Linked DNA regions of Homo sapiens: region 2 is linked to region 1. A link is an interaction called in ENCODE POLR2A ChIA-PET data of the cell type or tissue named here. Cell type or tissue: OCI-LY7. All regions are shown on one strand. Each heading gives the region's core, and the rest is flanking DNA. Links, peaks and the distances in the headings are about the cores only. Region 1 overlaps ROR1 (receptor tyrosine kinase like orphan receptor 1). Region 2 overlaps ROR1 (receptor tyrosine kinase like orphan receptor 1).

Region 1 (10,210 bases), core at 2,634-6,633:
TTACTTGATTTGTCCTTGGCACATGGTCTATTTAAATGGTATTGACTGGCCTATAGCTTAGAGCTTGATGCTTAGCTAGTCAGAATGGGGTGACTGAGTCGTTTTCTTGTGCTTTAATTGTATATATTTGGAGCTATGGGTTGAAGGTGGTATTGTAAGGATAGACTGGATCTTGCCTTGGCTCTTGGCACGTGGCAAGCTGATGAACAGTCTTCCTAGGACTGGGGTGTCTGAGAGCTTATCCATCCTTGTGTTCCAGCTTCAAAACTGGTAGCTGGTTGGGGTCGTAAGCAACATCTTTCTAATATTGATAGCACCATTTTCTTTAAAGGTTGTCACCTTGCCATTATCAACTACTAAAACACTTAGAGCCTCTCTAACCTCATATGGAAAATAGAGGAGTGATATGTACTTGAAAGGGCTGGTGTATGAATTAAATAAAATATAAATCTCATCACAGTCTCTAGCATATATAGGTGCTCACTACTGGTAGTTCTCTTGACCGCCCCCTCCCCACCAACTCCCTTCTGTTTCCCAAGGGGAGGGCAGCATGATTTGAGGAAACAGCACTTTAACAAGGAATCTAGGTTCTAGTTCCAGCTCAGCTCCATCACCAGGTCAATGACCTATTTAAGCTCTGGGCCTCAGGGTTTTCACCTGTTGAAAGGGAGGCATCAATCCTTGTTCTGGCTGCATTACCCATTTTGAGACTCCAATGCTGCGTGAACCAGTATAGTAGCCACTACCCACCTATGTCTATTGAGAATGTGAAATGTGGACAGTCCAAAGTGAGGGGTAGCATCAGTGTAAAACACACTGGATCTCAAGGCCTTAATATAGAAAAGAAAATATCTTACTAATAATTTTTACATTGATTACATGTTGAAATGATATTTTCATATATTGAATTAGTAAAATACATTAAAATTAATTTATAGTACCTGATCCCTTTTAATGTGGCTAGCAGACAGTTTAAAATTACACTTCTCACTTACATTTGTGGTTCACAGTTTATTTCTATTAGATAATGCTGCTCTCAGGAAACAATTGCTGGAACCTTAGGTAAATGTAACCTGTTTCCTCCTTGCAGCAAAAGGAAATGCTCTCATATCCATTCCAGCTTTAAAATTCTAGGAACTACTTTTTATAAAAAGAAATGTTTCTAAACACTGATTTTGTTTGTGTGTGTGTATATAATGCTTTATGTACCCTAGAACTTAAAATATAATTATATATATATATATAAAGATTTTATGTGTAAGGGATTATCATTACTGATTATAGTCTGATCATTATTATAACTAGATTACAAATTGACCACTAATATGATTAGAGACAAGCAATATCTGGAGTAATTTCTCATCTGTGGAGAAAAATATTGTGGGTTAAAAGGCGAAAAACACATAGGGATTATTATTTTTTTTTTCTTTTGAGACAAGATCTTATTCTGTCGCCCAGGCTGGAGTCCAGTGATGTGATCATGGCTCGTTGCAGCCTCCATCTCTCAGTCTCAAGCAATCCTCCCACTTCAGCCTCCAAGTCGCTGGGACCACAGGTGCACCATGTCCAGCTAATTTTTGTATTTAGAGACGGGGTCTCACCATGTTTCCCAGGCTTGTCTTGAACTTTTAGGCTCAAGCAATCTGCCCCCTCGGCCCCCCAAAGTGCTGGGATTACAAGCATGAGCCACCACACTCAGCCAGGAACACCTTCCTGATAGGAGAGCAGGGATTTGGATATATGCGGGGAGCTTCTTGCCTGCTGTATATCTCCTGTATCCCTTTGCTGGCAACCAGCTCTTATTCCCTTTGCTTACACCCAGTATAGAAGCATGCAACATGAAAATCAGTTCCCTTTGACCAAGCAGCTCTCTCTCTCTAAGACCGGTATTAATCCTTTTTGACAAGTCTATTCACTTTAGGGAAAGGCATTGGCAAGATGAGGGATATGGAATTCTATCCGGAAATAGAGGGAAAATGACCGTTTATGGTCCATCTTGATTCTTCAAAACCTGCTCAAAGGGGAGAGATTTGCCATCAGCCCCCCTGCCATCCAGCCATCAATGGAGCAGAAAGGGTCTTCCTCACCATGTAGGGGTCTTTCCAGCCGGTTATTCCAGCTCTTGGCACCCAAGCCCTCCCATCATTCCTCATCTCCCCATCTGTGCTGTTAGGGGGGCATTCAGCCTAGAGGAACGAGGCCCTGTGGGTGCTCTGCAGATGGCTGTGTGAGCAGCATAGAACCCCACCTCCATCCTCCCAGCAACCGCTGCCCCAGCCCAGGCAGGTGAGCAACCGAGCAAGCTTGGAAGTGTTTGTGCTCCTGTTTTTACCATTTAGAATGAGGAGAGAGCTTATCTACCTTATATCTTGAGTCTCAGATTCCTTACTCCCTTGGTACTATTTTCAGTAATTACTGGCTAAGACGAGGCACATTTCTGGACTCATAAATAATAAGGCAGTCACAGAGAAAGAGTGTCTGGCTTTTTCCCAGGCTGTTTTTTCCTTGCCTGTGTGTCTTTTAGTTTGGATTTAAGCCTATCTCCTCCTGTTGCACCCACTTCAAAAATGGCTTTACAGTTTGGCCTCAAGGTACTTCCAGAAACCTATGGACTAGGGTCCTGCTCACAGGGATCATGGAAGTCTTTCCTAGCCCTGGGCCCACAGCTTTGGTTAACCTTATCTAAAGACTTGCTGGGACTTTCGGACTTAAAAGGTCTGCTTGGCTAAAGGGAGGGGAAACGGAGATTATACAAAGTGCTTTACCATGGGGCTCCTCCCTCAGTTTCCTGCTTCTCCTTCTCCACCTTTGCTTGTTGTGCTCTAAAACACAACATCCTATTTCAAGCATCTGTGCAAACCTTACTATTTGCTCTGATGAGAACACCCTCCCCCAACCTTTTGTCATTGTTAAAGACCCAGCTCACACTTCACCACTTCCAAGAAGACTTCCCTGACTCCACCTTCTCCCACTGATGATCACACCTTGTTCCTCCCCATGCCAGGTGATGCTTGTTTGCATGTATGTTCTTCCTCTTCTTCTCCCCATTCTTCTTCTTTCCTCATGCAAGAAATTTTATTGAAGATCTTCGTCATTTCAAGCAAGGCCCTCATGTGTCTCCCATTCAAAGAGAGGTTGACCAGGAAAAGCAGTATGGAGAGGGCTTTGAGAGAGAAAAGAACAGCGTGTCAAGCTGTGAACTTCTTGAGATCAGAAGTCATGTCTTCTTTATGCATCCTTATCTCTCCAACATCTAGTGCAGTTGTTTGAATAAAGAGAGAAATGAATGAGTGGTGAAAATCAGAATACGGGAGCCGAAAGTTACTTTAGAGTAGCTGTCCTCAAGCTTTGGTGGGTGTTAGAGTCACTTGGAGAGACCCGGGTTCGTTGAATCAGGCTAGACCCTATTCCCCTCCATTGTTACCATCTTCCAGGTGACTCTGATGCCCACTAAAGTTTGAGGACCAGTGATAGAGCAGTAATTCTTAACCTCAGCTGTAATTGGTATCACCTGGGGAATTTTAAAAATTACTAATGCCTGGGTCTGTTCTCCTCCTCCCCTCATTCTTATTTTATTGGTCTGGTGTATAGCCTGTGATTTGAGAGGTTTAAAAGGTCTCCAGGTGATTCTAGTGTGCAACAAAGTTTGAGAATCACTGCTTTAGAGTTCTTCTAGGCTAACCTGCCTTGTAGTTTGACTCTTCATGATATTCTAACAAGTGATTAATACAAGTATAGGTGCTTGGCACTTTGTCAATTTCTGTCCTCAATTTTCTGAGGTAATGTAGACAAGACCTGGGCTTGGAGTGAGAAGTCCTTGGTTTATATTTAAGCTCTGTGGCTAACTCCAGATTCTTGAATATTAAGATCTGGATTTTTTCCCCCATCTGTAAAATGGGGAGAATACCAGCCTTCAAGTGTTGTTGTAAGTACAGAATGTAATGACATATGTGAGACGGCTAAGCACAAGCCCCAGAACTCATAAAATAAATACAGAAAAGGGTAGATTGATAGTGATATTGATATATTTTTAAAATATCTGAATGTGTTGGCATAACTCCATCACTTGTTCCTTATGGACATCGGGAGTAACACCTCCCTTTCTCATGAAATAATACCAATTATTAATAGCTACCATCTATCGAGGGCTTATGATATGCCAAGAACCATGTTAAGTGATTTACATGGATTGTCACATTTAATCCTCATAAAAATTCTGAGATACTGTGACAGATTTACAGATGAAAAACTGAGCCTTAGGGAAAAGTCGTATTTTGAATAGTGACATCCTGCCTGCAAAAGATGTGTCCATGTCCTAAACTCTGGAACCTGTGAATTTTTCTTTATTTGGAAAAGGGGTTTTGCACATGTAATTAAATTAAGGATCTTGAGATGAGATTATCCGTCATTATCCCCAGAAGCCTAAATGCCTACAAGTGTCCTTATAAGACAGAGACAGAGGGAGTTTTTAGATGGACCCACAGAGGAGGAAGCAATGTGAAAATGAAAGCAGAGATCACGTGATGCAGCCACAAGCTCAAGAATGCCAGGGCCCTCAGAAACTAAGAGACAAGGAATGAATTCCACTCCAGGGCCACCAGAAAGAGTGTGGCTCTGCTGGATTTTGTACTTCTAGCCTCCAGAAATGTGAAAGAATAAATTGCTGATGCTTTAAGCCACTAAGTTTGTGATAATTTGTTAAAGTAACATCAGGAAACTAAGAGAGATTTAAGCAACTTGCCCTACGTCACAAAGCAGTGAACCCAGAATTCAAACCCATGTTCTTAATCAATATATTATGTTGCCTTTAAGCTGAATTGAACTTTGTAATAAAATGTCTTAGGTTCATTTATTCAACAAATGTTTATTCAGTGCCTACCATGGACGAGGCCTGTACTGGCTGAAGATACAAAAATGAAAAAGGCAGAAACATTCTTCCCTTTGGATACTCTACAATTTAGTGGAAGAGAAAAACTTTAGACAAGGTTTTTCACATACACAGAAATACTGAAAATCATTTAATTCCAGCAATGATAGGTGCTGCAAAGGAGATGAATGAAAAAATAAGACTTATCCTGGAATATAGGATCAGATCCATCCTAGGTAGGCCCAGCTAATGGCTGAGGTAGAGGTCAGCTCTTCATTCCCTCTGGCCTGTTTACTGAGGGTTTGAGGGCTTACAGCTCCACTTTAGCCCTCCTGAGCTTGCAGAAGTTGGTCCACAAACAGATTATTTGGGGATAAAGACCCACAAAAGAAGAAAGGCAGTAAAGAATTCAGCAGACGGCGAGCTCTGCAACCCGTTGCAGACATTATTATGAGGCAGTGGAGTGTGTGAAAACTTCTTTTAGACAAACTTCGAAAATGTTGTGTTCCTGTACCAAGCAAGATTTCCTGTAGGGTCATGAGAAGCTCACTAATCATCTCTTTAGTTCCAAGCTATATTACTTCAGGGAAGTTTCTGTCAAGGCTTCATGCTTAAGTATCTCTTTGTCTGGGTTTATTCTGTCAAATGCTTATTTGCTTAAAAAAAAAAAATGCCCCAAGCCTTAGTTGATCTAGCAGCTTAGGAAGTTCAAATCCCCGCATACCTCAGAGGCCTCCTAGCCTCTGCCCTAATTGCTGCAAATAACTCATGATTTCATTATCTGTGGGCCCAAAGTCAGACCAGACGAACTCTGGCCGTTGGACTATGGTTGTATAGAATTAAAACTGACTTACAAGATTTTTCTATCCATGGTCTTTACTTGTCTTCTGAACTCAGAGACCTGAATTCTTCCCAAAGATCCTTCCTAGGACTCTAATTTCAACCCCAATGTCCTCAATAGTTACATTCACTTATACATTCAACAGGTATTTATGGAGTACCAGTCATGTGGCAGGCACTGTGCTGATACAGAGGTGAAAATACAAAATTCCTGTCTCATGAACCTCACTTTCTGGTGGAGTTAGCAAATCCCTGTGTGGGAAGTACTATTATACCTGACACTTCCTGAGCACCATTTAATGTGCCATAAAAACTCTGCAAGGTAGGTACTATTATGTTCATTTCACAGGCAGGAAAACAAGTTCAAGGTAAAGTGACGCAGCTAGTAAATGGCAGAGCCAGAATTCAAATCCAGGCTTTCCTGGCTACCAAGTCCATGTTCTCAGTGACTATTTATTTCTAAAATAATAATCTGTGTGTATAGGGAGGAAAGAAGGAACAGGCTTAGAAGGCTTTTTGCTGGTAGGATATCCTTTCTGGAAGGGGATATTCTTGATTACCCTTAGGTGGTTTTTCTTATTTGTCTTTTTTCTTTGATTTTCATACTTTCTTTAATAAATATCCTATACTCTTATAGTCAGATAAAAAATAAGTAGAAGACATAAAAATTGTAAAACTCATATATACCCCCAAAGAATTGAAAACAGGTATTCAAACAAATGCAGGTACGCACATATTCATAGCTGTATTACTCACAATAGCCAAAAGATGGAAGCAGCCTAAATGTCCATCAGTGGGATGACTGGTAAACAAAGAGTGGTACAGACATACAATGGAATATTATTTGGCCATAAAAAGGAATGAAGTTCTGATACATGCCATAACATGGATAAATCTCAAAAACACTATGCTGAGTGAAAGAAGCCAGACCTAAAAGGTCACGTGTATGATTTCATTCATGTGAAATATTCAGAAGAGGTAAATGCATAGAGGCAGAAGTTGAATTGGTTGCCAGGGGCTGGCTAGAGTGGGAGAAGGGAGCAATTGCTTTATAGGTACACACTTTCCTTTTGGGCTGCCAGATCTGTTTTCCAATTAGATAGAAATGGTGGTTGTACAACATTGTCAGTATATTAAATGCCACTAAATTGTTCACTTTAAAACAGTTAATTTTGTGTTAAGTGACTTTTGCCAAAATAAAACAAAAATAAGAAAACTCTAAATAAACAAAACAGTCACAATGAAGAGCTTTGGTCTTGCTATTCTTCTGTACTGCCAGGTCTCTGAGGGCTACAAAAATGAATTTAACATTGCAACGCTAACTGTTTTTACTTAGTGCTACAGCCCCATTTCCCCGTAAGAGCCCTGGCATGTCCACTAATAAGGTAACCCCAGGCCATTCACTAAACCTCTCTGGACTTCTTGTGTCCTCAGTTGTCACACAAGGGTAAAAATGTCTACACGAAGTCATTCCCAGATCCTAATATGATAATGTTGTGCTTCGTAAAATGTAAATTGACTTGAATATATGTCTCTTTATTTTTACATCAAGAAACAGTAGGTGATCTGAAATTATCTCTGCTTACCAAGCATCTGTGTTAAAAGAACTGTGAGCATAAGGGGTGAAATCTTGGTAAAGTGTCTATTTAGAGGCCATGCTTTCTGTTGATGTTGACATTGCTGTTTTTTGTTTGTGGGGGTTTTGTTTTTGTTTTTACTTTATAATAACATTTATTTATATAAAAAGGAATGTTTGGGCTGGGGCTAGGAGAAATGTTGAGGTAATGGAAAACTCTAATAATGCGATCATCTATTGAAGACACGAGCTCAGGGAAAGCCTTTCTACTGGTGACAGGCATTTTTCTGCTAAGGATTCCCAATAGGAATCAAATACTGCTGAAGATAGTAGAATCAGACTTTTGTGCTGGATCGCAGGTAAACCCTGGGTAGACCTTGAGATACTGCCCTTGCAGTGGTGCTGAGTAACAGAAGGATGCTAGCATCCTGCATCGAGTCAGAGGAGCTCACTGTAGCCCATCCCTCCAGTCCACCCAGACTAGCTAGACAGTGCCTTCTTAGCTCTCAGCAGCCCTCATCCTACTGAGAGAGGAATTTGGAGAAGACCTGGGGAAACCTTGAAAGACCACCTCAGAATCCAGCTAAACAGCTTGGGTCCTCTTTCCCAGGGCCAGTTGAGGCAGGAGACTAATAGCAGGAAGAGAGATGGCTCCCAGCTGTTCAGCTCTTTTAAGGTAAGGTGGGCCTGATGTGTCACCTGTACTGTTTATTGCCCTTATCCTTAAATAATTTTCTTCCTTTAAAAACAAAACAAAACAAAACAAAAAACTAGCTCTTGCAATATCTAAACATATTTATTTATTGTAGAAAATCTAGAAAGTAAAATGAAGCCAAAATTATGTTACTGCTAACAGATACTGTTTGTCTTTTTAATGCATATATTTTTACAGATATATTTACTGAAAAGGAATCATATTGAGCCATTCTCTTTTGTAAACAACATTTGTCCCTTAGAAACAAATTCGCAAGCATCTTTCTGTGTCATTAAATATTTTTAACATCATTTTTATTGGCCATATTAAATGTTGATATGGTTTGGCTCTGTGTCCCCACCCAAATCTTATCTTGAATTGTAATCCAAATTGTAATCCCCACGTGTCAAGGGAGGGACATGGTAGGAGGTGATTGGATCATGGGCGCGGTTTTCCCCATGCTGTTCTTGTGATAGTGAGTGAGTTCTCATGAGATGTGTTGGTTTAAAAGTGTGTGGCAGTTCCTCTCTCTCTTTCTCTCCTGTCACCTTGTAAAGAAAGTGCTTGCTTCTCCTTCACCTTCTGCCATGATTCTAAGTTTCCTGAGGTTTCCCCGGCCATGTGGAAATGTGAGTCAATTAAATCTCTTTTCTTTATAAATTATCCAGTCTCAGGTAATTCTTTATAGCAGTGTGAAAATGGACTAATACAAATGGGAGCTGGGCGCAGTGGCTCATGCCTGTAATCCCAGCACTTTGAGAGGCTGAGGCAAATGGATCACCTAAGGTCAGGATTTCGAGACCAACCTGGCCAACATGGTGAAACCCTGTCTGTACTAAAAATACAAAAATTAGTAGGGCATGGTGGCATGCACCTGTAATCCCAGCTACTTGGGAGGCTGAGGCAGGAGAATCACTGGAACCTGGGAGACGGAGGTTGCAGTGAGCCGAGATTGCACCACTGCACTCCAGCCTGGGAGACAGAGTGAGACTCCATCTCAAAAACAAAAAACAAAAAACAAAAAAAACAAAAACAAATGTGTTCCATTGTAGAGGTATTCAGTAATTTACTGAACCTATTATCACCTATTGTTGAAAAGTTAGAATTATTCTAGCTTTGTGTTATAAATAGTAGGGTGATGATAAATGCCTTAAAGGGCCCAGGACAGTACCTGGCCTCATGGAGGTACCTACTACACAGTGTTCTCTTAAATCTCTCTGCATATTTACATCCCTAGCAACAGTGCAGGAGAATGTCCTATTCTACTACTACTTACCTTCACTCAAACTAAGTATTGTCATTTTCTTGGTTGTTGTCAATTTTAAAAGCAAAAAAATGGTATGTCATTGTTATTTTAAATTCCATTTCTTTGATAACTAAGGTTGAATTTTTTATGTTTAGTAGCCAGTTTATCTCTAACATATTAATTTTTCTCATTCTACTATTAAGATACTGATCTTTTGTTTGAAATCTGCATTTTTTCTAGTTTAACTTTTAATTTTGTTTGCATGTATATTTTAACATGGAAAAATTTTATTTTTATGAAATTGAATCTATCAATCTTTGGTGTCATGCTTAGAAAAGCCTTCCATTCTCCAAGATGATCAAAACAGTCACTTATATTTTCTTTAAGGTGTTATAAGTAATCACTTCCTTTTCAGTCTGAATCAAATTGAGCAATATTTCCACCCCTAGGAAGGGCAGCAGATTAGTCTGGTGCCAGAGACAACTTTTCTCCACAACCTAGACTCAGGGAATCTCCAAGTTGAATGACCTCTAGAAGTCGTATAATGTGAGCTCCTGGCTGATAACGTGATTCCCGTCTTCCAGAAGCCTGATAAGTGGTGGTTCCTCGCTTCTGTACTACTGGTGGGAGTATAAACTAGTACAACCACTATGGAAAAAACAGCATGGAGATTCCTTAAAAAACTAAAAATAGAACTACCATTTGATCCAGCAATCCCATTACCCAGAGGAAAAGAAGTCATTATACAAAAAGGATACTTACACACACATATTTATAGCAGCACAATTTGCTGTTGCAAAAAATGTGGTATCAGTCCAAATGCCCATCAATCAATGAGTGTATAAAGAAATTGTGAGATATATATATATGTATATATACATACACATATACACACATATGTACATATATATATACACACATATACACATATATATATGATAGAATACTTCTCAGCCATAAAAAGGAATGAATTAATGACATTTGAAG
Region 2 (10,210 bases), core at 3,333-7,332, 80 kb after region 1:
AAAATAGGAACGTTCAAAATAAATAAGCCAGGGATACTAAGTTCAATTAAATAGAACAAAATGCTTTATATTTTACAAACATTAACTTGAGAAGAGAAATCTAAGTTATTATGGTCTCCAAATGGTAATAGCCCAAATTTCTACTAGCAATAAGATAGATAATTATGGTACTATGTATTCATACAGCAAAATAATATACAGCAACAAAAAGTAATGAATTATAGTTACAGGCAGCAACATGGGTGAATGCCATGTTAATTCCCATTTGTGATAGAAATCAAAATAATAGTTACCTCTTGAAGGGAATGACCAGGAAAGTCATAGGGGAGGTTCCTGGGTGCCATAACATTTGATATCTTTATTTAGGTGGTAGTTACAGAGCTGTGTTCACTTTGCAAAAATTAATTGAATTCTATAGTTATCATTTGTGCAGAATTATGTATGTATATTATACTTCAATTGTAAAAGCTTACCCCAAAAATATCTGAATTATTAGAAATTAGACATAAAACTTACTTCCTCTAGGTCATGGTCTCCCATTATATAAAACAAGAAATTAAACTCAACATTCTTAAAACTGGAAGTGATCTAAGGAAGAGTATCTAGTTCAAACATGAAATGTTTTACAGAAAGAGAGACCGTGGCCAAAGAAGTAAAGTGATAGGCTATAAATTATGAAGTTTATAATTGGTAGAGCCAAGATTAGTCCTTAGATCTTTTAGCTATGTTAACAAAGATATTCTAAATAAACCTCTTAATACTATTCTAAAATAATTTGCTCTGAAGTATACTTTTGTACTAGGAACAAAGGGTTTGTAAAATAAATAAATAATGTGAACAATACCATCAGTGTTTGCATAGAAACAATATGATATCATTCTTAAAGATAAAATCCCTTTGTCACTCACTCCATGAGATACCATCTGATTTGGTTTCTGAAAATTTTGGCAAAATTATACATTGCTTGAAATCTCATTCCCAGGATGTATTTGAAATAAAGTCTTTTTTTTTTAATTTTTTACTTTAAATTTCAGGGGTACTTGTGCAGGATGTGCAGGGTTTTTACATAGGTAAATGTGTGTCATGGGGTTTGTTGTACAGATTATTTCGTCAGCCAGATATTAAGCCTAGTATACATTAGTTATTTTTCCTGATCCTCTCCCTCCTCCCACTCTCCACCCTCCAATAGGCCCCACTGTGTGTTGTTCTCCTCCATGTGTCCATGTGTTCTCATCATTTAGCTCCTACTTACAAGTGAGAACATGTGGTATCTGCTTTTCTGTTCCTGCATTGGTTTGCTAAGGATAATGGCCTCCAGCTCCGTCCATGGCCCTGCAAAGAATATGATCTCATTCTTTTTTATGGCTGCATTGTATTCCATGGAGTATATTATACATGCCACATTTTCTTTGTCCAGTCTATCATTGATGGGTATTTGGGTTGATTCCATGACTTTGCTATTGTGAATAGTGCTGTAATGAACATACTCATGCACATGTCTTTATAATAGAATGATTTATATTCCTTTGGGTATATACCTAGTAATGGAATTGCTGAGTCTAATGGTATTTCTGTCTTTAGGTCTTTGAGGAATCACCATACTGTCTTCCACAGTGGTTGAACTAATTTACACTCCCACCAACAGTGTATACGCATTCCTTTTTTTCTCCACAACCTCACCAGCATCTGTTTTTTTTTTTTTAATAATAGCCATGAAATAAAGTCTTGATGATGATAATGATGATGATGTCAAGGATTCTGACAATGTAAACAATGATGACAATGGTACAGTCTTATGGGTGGTATGTTAGTTTCCTCATTTGCTAAATTAATTTTTTAATGGCTACTCTAAAAAAGTAGCACAAACTTGTTGACTGTCTTACAGTTTTGAAAGTCAGAAGTCCAAAATGGGCCTCACTGGCCTAAAATTAAGGTTCCTTTTGGAGGCTCAAGGGGAGAATCCATTTTTTTTTTGTCATTTCCAGGCTTTAGAGGTGACTTGCATTTCTTGGCTAGCAGCCCTCTTCCAAATTCAGTCAGCAACAGACAGTGGAATCCTTCTGAACACTGCATCATTGTAACATTCTGACTTTCTGCCTCTTTCCTCCATATTTAAAGGATGTTTATATTCCACTGGACCCACCCAAAAAATTCAGGAGAATCTCCTTATTTTGAGGTCAGCTGATTACTGATCTTAATGCCATCTGCAGCCTTAATTCCCACTTGCCATGTAACATATTCAAATGCTCTGGGGATTAGGACATTCACATTTTTAGGGGCCTTTATTCTGTTTATCACAGACAAGATTGTATTTATGCATTTTTGAAATACATACATATATACATATTTCATATAGTATATATATATATAAGGCCTTGAGACAATGCTTTCTTTACCTAGAACAAAGTTATTTTGTCCTAGGTATAATTATTTCCATTTTACCAAGGGAAAAAAAAAGAATAAGGTGAAGCAAATTGCCTACATTTCTGGAGCTGGTTATGGCAGAGCCAGGACTGGAAGCCAGATTTCCAAACCCAGTGTTCTCATTCAGTGAAAAGTGGTTTTCCTAAACCCAGCTGTCATGTTCCTCAAGCTCCAGAACCTCTGGAGGGTGAGCTGTGGTGGACAATTTGAGAATTTAGGTGGGTTTTGTTTCAGAGATTGAAGGATTTGAGAGATGAAGGATTGGCAGTTGCTGAATAGTAAGTGCTAGTCCATGGACAAATTTATGCAAAAGGCTGCGTTCTCCGTCAATTTACACACAATTGCTACTCATCTGTAAGACTTAGCATCTGCCTCACACTCCCCTATATTTAACCCTCAGCCTGGATCATGTGCTTGTCACAAATCAATATTTCTGCCACTCGACAGGAACTTCAGCCCTTTCAAATTCGTTCCAGGTAATTTGAGGAGACTCCAGGGCAGTGATGAAATAAAGTGAAAGCCCCTGATTTACTGGATCTGGAGGCTTGTGCTGTGAGTGAGAAGTGAGGGTGAAAGACCCTTATCACAAGTATTTGTGCTTTTAGATGCACTGAGTCCCCACCCAGAGGTAGGCTCCCTGCCAACTCAGTCCCAAACCCCCTCTGAAATGGGGAAGAAGGGGCCCGGGCTGTGCAGTTCAGGTACCACAAGGTCTTCATTTGTGCTTGCAGCAAATAGAAAAGCATGTTTCTGACTTGGCCCCTAGTGTGAGGTCTGGTCTTGGAGGTTCCGCGGTCTCTCTTAAGACTCTCACTGGCTCACCTCTGCTGCCCCTCCACATGCCAGAATTCTCAGGCAAACTAAGCTTAAGCACAAACTAGGGCTCCAGTGCAGCCCAGAACTTAAAGCACTTTGCTAGGTGCAGACCTGGCTTTGGTATGAGTCTGTGTAATTTGTCCCATGTTGTCACAGTTGTCAGTCACACCTCCCTGTTTATAGTGGTTCCAGGGCTTTGGGATTCTTCAGGATCAGTCCTGCATAGTCCAGCCAGAGGGGATTACTGTTCCCCAAGGTACTACAGGCCTCTTCTTTCATCCCAGCTGACTGTGGGGCAGAATCAGCTCTGTGATATTGATAAAGAACTGAAATAGATCCTTTTAGACTTCAGGACTTCATCAGCCTGAAATAATTTTCTCAGTACTAAATAAATAGTTGCCCCAACAATGATGAAAAATAAATATCGGGGCTATGGGTGAAATAAGTTGCTGAAGGAAATTTAATGTTATCAATAATATAATGGAATTTTGCCCTGTTTTACAGTTCATAAAGCACTTTCACACATGTTATTCATGTCATCAGGAAATGTTTACTGGCGGGCCCCAGTGCTGGAGATACACCAGGAAGTGAAGCAGAGATTGTGTTCTCGCAGGCCTTCTTCTGGGATTATAAAGTGGGGCTGCTGAGGAGTGAACCTGTAATCTTACACATTAGCGTATACTCCCACCATGGAGCCATATCCTGCTCACAGTGCATGTCATCACAAACAACTCCCCGAGGCAGGCAAGACTGTTAATACTACCTCCACATCAGGGATCAGGCAATTGAGCCTCAGAGTGGTGAAGAATCTTGCCAAAGCCCCACAGATTGATATGTTAAATCTGTGTTCAGTTCTGGCGATCCTTCCAATATGCTGGTTTGTTGCAAAGCACAGTGCCTGGTCCATAGGAAGCCCTCAGTAAATATGAATAGCTGCTAAGTGCTCAGTCAATGCCACCTGCTATTATACTTGTCACGGTGGTGTGAGAAGGATAACAAAAGTCATCGGAGCATCTGAACTCATCAGAGGCCGCCAGAGGAACATTCTGCTCCAGAGCATTTGTGTTCCAAATGGAAACTATAAAAGCAAAAATAAAATGTTTATATTTTCTAGTTGGCTGTAAATAAAGAAATAATGATAAAAATAAATTAGTTGCCTGACCTAATGCTTTAAAGTTTGCAGATTGAGTAATGTCTTTTTCCGACAGTAAATTTAGTTAACAGTTATTTGTAAAATAATTAAAATTTCAAGTAACACATGCTCATTTTGCTTAACTAAGTTTGTGGGTTTATTGTTGAAAATAAAGATCAAATAGGCCGGGTGCAGTGGCTCACGCCTGTAATCCCAGCACTTTGGGAGGCCGAGGCAGGTGGATCACAAGGTCAAGAGTCCAAGACCAGCTGGCCAATATGGTGAAAACCCATCTCTACTAAAAAATACAAAAATTAGCTGGACGTGGTGGCGCGTGCCTGTAGTCCCAGCTACTCAGGAGGCTGAGGCAGGAGAATTGCTTAAACCCAGGAGGTGGAGGTTGCAGTGAGCCAAGATCACACCACTGCAGTCCAGCCTGGGCAACAGAGTGAGACTCTGTCTCAAAAAGTTGAGTTTATTTTTCAGCTAACTGGCTATTTTAAAATTTTGGAAAAATTTAAAAATATTACAAATCATACACAATAGATGTTGAGTTAAATTCAATTCAGTTGACTTTATTGATTTGGTATTTTTTTTAAAAAAAAGTTGACCATGTGTGGTGGCTCGTGTCTGTAATCCCAGCACTTTGGAAAGCTGAGCTGGAAGGATAGCTTGAGACCAGGAGTTTGAGACCAGCCTGGGCAACATGGCAAGACCTCATCTCTACTAAAAATAAAAAATAAAAAATAAGCTAGGCATAGCAGTGTGTTCATATAGTCCCAGCTACTCAGGAGGCACAGGTGGGAGGATCGCTTGAACCCAGGAGGTTGAGGCTGCAGTGAGCTGTGATCACACCACTGCACTCCAGCCTAGGTGACAGAGAAAGACCTTGTCTCAAGAAATAAGCAAACAAAATAAGCCTATCAGTAATATCCCCAAATGTTAATAATTGATACCTTGATTTAAAGATAGTGATATCTATTTACTTTATATCAGCATCACTTAATTTTGATAAATACTCCAAGCCTTCATTTTGTTTTTAAGTAAAAGATGTAAAACTCATCTGGGAATATATCAAACCCCTACTAGTGCCTGCCCTCAAATGATCAAGCCTACACATAGCTGAGTCGTAACAAATGTGTTTTAAGGGAATATCAAGCATTAGCAATCTACCCACCACAGGAAAACATCTAATTCTATAGGAGTCAAGAGTTAGTCCTCATTCTAAATGCAGATACTCTGGGGTGTGTAATTCAACCCATGTAAGTGCCCCCTCTGTGCCTGGACCATGGAATAGATCGTTCATAAGATTGCTGCATCTCAGGAGACGGGTCTTTTCAGGAGCACTGGATGATTAGGCCAAGTTACTTGGGAAAGCCAGTCACTGTATTTATTTTTACAAGCCAGATGCTGGCACGTAGTGCATTCTTTTACAAAAATAAAAGGGATTTGGAGAAAAAGAAAGGTTCAGGGTCACAGATGAAATCATGAGGGTATTTTACATGGTTTTATGGGTAGAAATTTTTACTTTTACCTTCTACAATGGTTCTAAAAAAGCCGTTGAGCTGCTCTGTGCAGAAAGTAAACAGGGAAGAGTTTTATGCCCACAGTAGAGTAAAAACCTTAAACTGGGACATCAAGGGACTCCATGCCTGAGGCCGTGGAGAGGCTAATAGTGCCACGGGGTAGGGAACAGGGGAGTCTCTGTTCACCATGGTCCTGTCTCATTCCTAAGGAGTCTTTGGGAGCCCATAGTTAAGCTGTTTTGATAAACACTAAGTAATAACCAGATATGGACATGTGGAATTGATTAAGAGAGGAGGGATTAACTAATGCACTAAATAACCCATCATGCGTGGTGGGTTGGGGAGGAGGTAGAGACATAATGGTACAAGCTCCTGACGAAGAAGGGCCCTGAGATTTTCCTTCAGCCCACAGATATTTACTGAGCACCTACTGTGAGCCAGCTCCTGTTCTAAGAACGAAGGATATGACAGTGAAACAGGCACAAATTCTGCTCTATTGCTTGTGGAGCTTACATTCTTGAGGGGGAACCCAAGGATGCTTAAGAAGAGACAGAAATCACAATGAGTAGAAAGAGAGTGATGTGGTAGAGGTTGCTACTTTACATGGGTTGATTAGAGGAGGCCTCTCCGATAAGGTGGCATTTGGGCAAAGGCTTGAATGAAGTGAGAGAGTGAGCCATACGTTTATCTGAGAGAGAGGCAGATAATTCCAGGCAAACGGGACAGCTAACCTAAAAGCTTTGTGACAGAATCATGTTTGGCAGAATCAAGGAATAAAAAGGCATCTTAGAAATTGCTTGGGTAATGCTTTAAGATCAATTGTCATCTCCTTTCAACTTGTTACAGACTCCTGCTTTTAGGTGTATGCTATATAGTTATTGGTCAAACATTAAGAGCTGGTCCCCATTAATAACTATAACACTTCCTGTATTCAGGTGATGAGAAAAAGAAGGTCCTGCTCTCAAGAGGTGCAAATAGGGCTGGGGAGAGGTCTGGAGAGAATGAGAGACAGAGGCACCAATAGCTAAGTAGACTAGAAGTAGGTAGCAGAACCCTGACCTCCACATTTCTCCTGTTTGTTTTAACAGCTCCGCTTAGCAGCACCACAAGAAGGAGCGTGGAAAGTATGGAATCAGATCTGTTTGTGCGGTTTTTACATTTCAGGCGATTAAGTGAAATGGTAAATGAAACCAAATCTATTGCCTCTATCCCTGTCAGTGTGAGGCAAAGAGGGAAAATAAACTTCAACTCCTGGTGTAGACAGTGGAAGGGTGAGACAAGCAAACCCAGCTCCTTCACACCCACTTCCTTTCTTCTCACAAAGAGAAGTCCCTCTCAGTCCCTCAGAGCTTACATTGATGTGTCCAGAGAGGGAGGTTAAGGAACCCTGGAGATTCATTGTTGGGCCTCATAGCTGTGCTTTTATTCACCTGTCTTTTATAAATGTCCACTGTATGCCAGCATTGTGCTGGTGATACAAGTGCTGTGATGGGAATATGCACAAAGGTGGGCTTAGAAAAATCTTCCTGAAGAATGCAACAGGTATCTATCTCAAAGCCAGACAAGTAGGGTTTGATCGCCTTCGCTTTTTTAAAACAGTTCCTTCATTGTTAATCTGCTCAATTCATCTCCGAGCCATGGTCTAGGGCAGGATTTTTTTAACCTTGACACTTGAACCTGGATAATAATTCCTTGTTGTAGGGGCTGCCCTGTGTATTACAGGCTGCTTAGCAGCATCCCTGGCCTCCACGCACTGGATGCCAGCAACCCCTTTCTCCCCAATTTCGACAACCAAAAGTGTCTCCAGACAGCGCCAGCTGTCCCCTGGGATGACAATCACCCCCCTGTTGAGAATCATTGGTCCAGATGAGGAAGTCCCAGGCCAGGCCTGGTGTTACTTACAAACTCCAGGTACACAAGAATGAGGCTCTTCTTATGAACATCTGGTCTCATTTTCCACTGAAGTTTGAACAATAGGAAACAGGCTAAAAAAGCAGCAGGAAGATGTTAGGTTCGCTATGGAAAAGAATTTCCTGCTTAAGAAGTTAGTAAGGACTGACTTGGCGATGTGGGCTCTTTTTTGGTTCCATATGAACTTTAAAGTAGTATTTTCCAATTCTGTGAAGAAAGTCATTGGTAGCTTGATGGGGATGGCACGTTGTGCACATGTACCCTAAAACTTAAAGTATAATAATAATAAAATTTAAAAAAAAGTTCAAATGCAAAAAAAAAAAAGTAAGGAACTAGAAAATCTCAATGCAACATTTATAAAATATCCTCTAGATATGTGAGTGAAACAAAACTTCATTAAGCTGCTTATTTAAAGGGAAAGTTAATCTGCAGTAGAGGACAAAGTCAGAAATAGTTGCTTTGTTTCTTAAAAAATATATAATTGCCATTTCAATATATTTAACTGCAATTATCAATTAAAATTTGCCTGAAATGGTTGGTGATTTAAAGGTGTTTTCTGAGGCTTTGAGAACTTAGTATATTAACTGAATGTGAATGACTTTCAAATGAGTCCTTATAAGTAGTATGTTTTCATAAGTGAATACACAGTGTTCTCTAAATAACTGTGGACACTGTTAATTTTTCTGTATTACTGAAAATATAGATTTCAGTTCTCCCATTATCTGAATTAACATGACTCCAAGTTAGTTGTGTCTCACTTCACCTTAAAAAAAAAAGGTTTCTATCTAAAAGGAGGGAAAGAATTAACATTCATTGACCACCCATTTGTGCCAGGCTTTGGGCAAGGTCAGCAGTTCTCTAGTGAGGGGGATTTTGCCTTCCAGGGAACACTTTGCAATGTCTACAAACATTTTTGGTTATCACAACTGGAAAGGTATTATATGAGCATCTAGTAGGTTAAGGCCAGAGATGCTGCTAAATATCGTACAGTGCACAGGCCAGCTCGCTCCAACAAACAACTCTCCAGCCCCAAACGTCAATAGCGCTGAGATTGAGAAACTCTGCACTAGGCTATATATCTATGTTATCTTATATTACCCTTAGGACATTTCTTAAAACATCTTTACTATTATTATCCCCTATTATAGATGAAGAAACTCAGGCTTAGAGGGGTGAAGCAACTTGTTCAAGATCCTAAAACTAGTACATAGAAGAGTCAGGGTTCTTATCCACACCCTAGGTGCTGTGGGCAGCTGTCTCTACCACACTCAGCTGTCCTCTTGTAGGTGGTTTTTAATTTATTATCATTATTATTTTTACTTAAAGCCATGTGTGACAGGACTTTGCAAGGAGGATGCTGATGAGTCCAAAGGAAAATCACAAGTGTGCCCAGTCCTCTACTAATCAATATAGCATGAAGTCATATACATCCTGTCCCCTCATGGGTAATAAATTCTTTTTTTTTTTTATTTTACTTTAAGTTCCGGGATACATGTATAGAACACGCAGATTTGTTACACAGGCATACATGTGCCATGGTGGTTTGCTGCACCTATTGACCCGTCCTCTAAGTTCCCTCCCCTCACCCCCACCCTTCAATAGGCCCTGGTGTGTGCTGTTCCCCTCCCTGTGTCCATGTGTTATCATGGTTCAGCTGCCACTTATGAGTGAGAACATGTGGTGTTTGGTTTTCTGTTCTTGTGATAGTTTGCTGAGAATGATGGCTTCCAGCTTCATCCATGACCCTGCAAAGGGCATGATCTCATTCCTTTTTATGGCTGCATAGTATTCCATGGTGTATATGTACCACATTTTCTTTATCCAGTCTATCATTGATGGGCATTTGGGTTAGTTCCATGTCTTTGCTATTGTAAATAGTGCTGCAATAAACATATGTGTGCATGTGTCTTTATAGTAGAATATTTTATATTCCTTTGGGCATATACCCAGTAATGGGGCTGCTGGGTCAAATGTTATTTCTGGTTCTAGGTCCTTGAGGAATTGCTGTACTGTCTTCCACAATGGTTGAACTAATTTACGTTCCCATTAACAGTATAAAAGTGTTCCTATTTCTCCACAACCTCACTAGCATCTATTGTTTCTTGACTTTTTAATAATCGCCATTCTGACTGGTGTGAGATGGTATCTCATTGTGATTTTGATTTGCATTTCTCTAATGATCAGTGATATTGAGCTTTTTTCATGTTTCTTGGCCATGTAAATGTCTTCTTTTGAGAAGTGTCTGTTCATATTTTTCACCCACTTTTTGATGGGGTTATTTTTTTCTTGTCAATTTGTTTAAGTTCCTTATAGATGCTGGATATTAGACCTTTGTTGGATGGATAGATCGCAAAATTTTTCTCCCATTCTGTAGGTTGCCTGTTCACTCTGATGATAGCTT

Evidence for each region. Peaks named below come from ENCODE experiments on the same cell type or tissue, not always from the same donor. Only the 100,000 strongest peaks of a DNase experiment are listed, where the experiment ranks them.
Region 2: POLR2A ChIA-PET joins it to region 1 with 5 read pairs; 2 of 35 experiments call an interaction of 5 or more read pairs at or near these places.

What each region holds. Positions count from the first base shown.
Region 1 is chr1:64,015,505-64,025,714 of GRCh38, forward strand. All of the region lies in intron 2 of ROR1 (receptor tyrosine kinase like orphan receptor 1), which reads left to right. Among named protein-coding and RNA genes, the nearest start is that of ROR1-AS1, 92 kb to the right of the region's middle. In OCI-LY7, for the core only: no CTCF peak of the experiment used is centred there; a DNase peak (open chromatin) is centred at 4,537.
Region 2 is chr1:64,095,220-64,105,429 of GRCh38, forward strand. The region is part of intron 4 of ROR1 (receptor tyrosine kinase like orphan receptor 1); the gene reads left to right. The region is part of intron 5 of ROR1-AS1 (ROR1 antisense RNA 1); the gene reads right to left. Among named protein-coding and RNA genes, the nearest start is that of ROR1-AS1, 12 kb to the right of the region's middle. In OCI-LY7, for the core only: no CTCF peak of the experiment used is centred there; no DNase peak of the experiment used is centred there.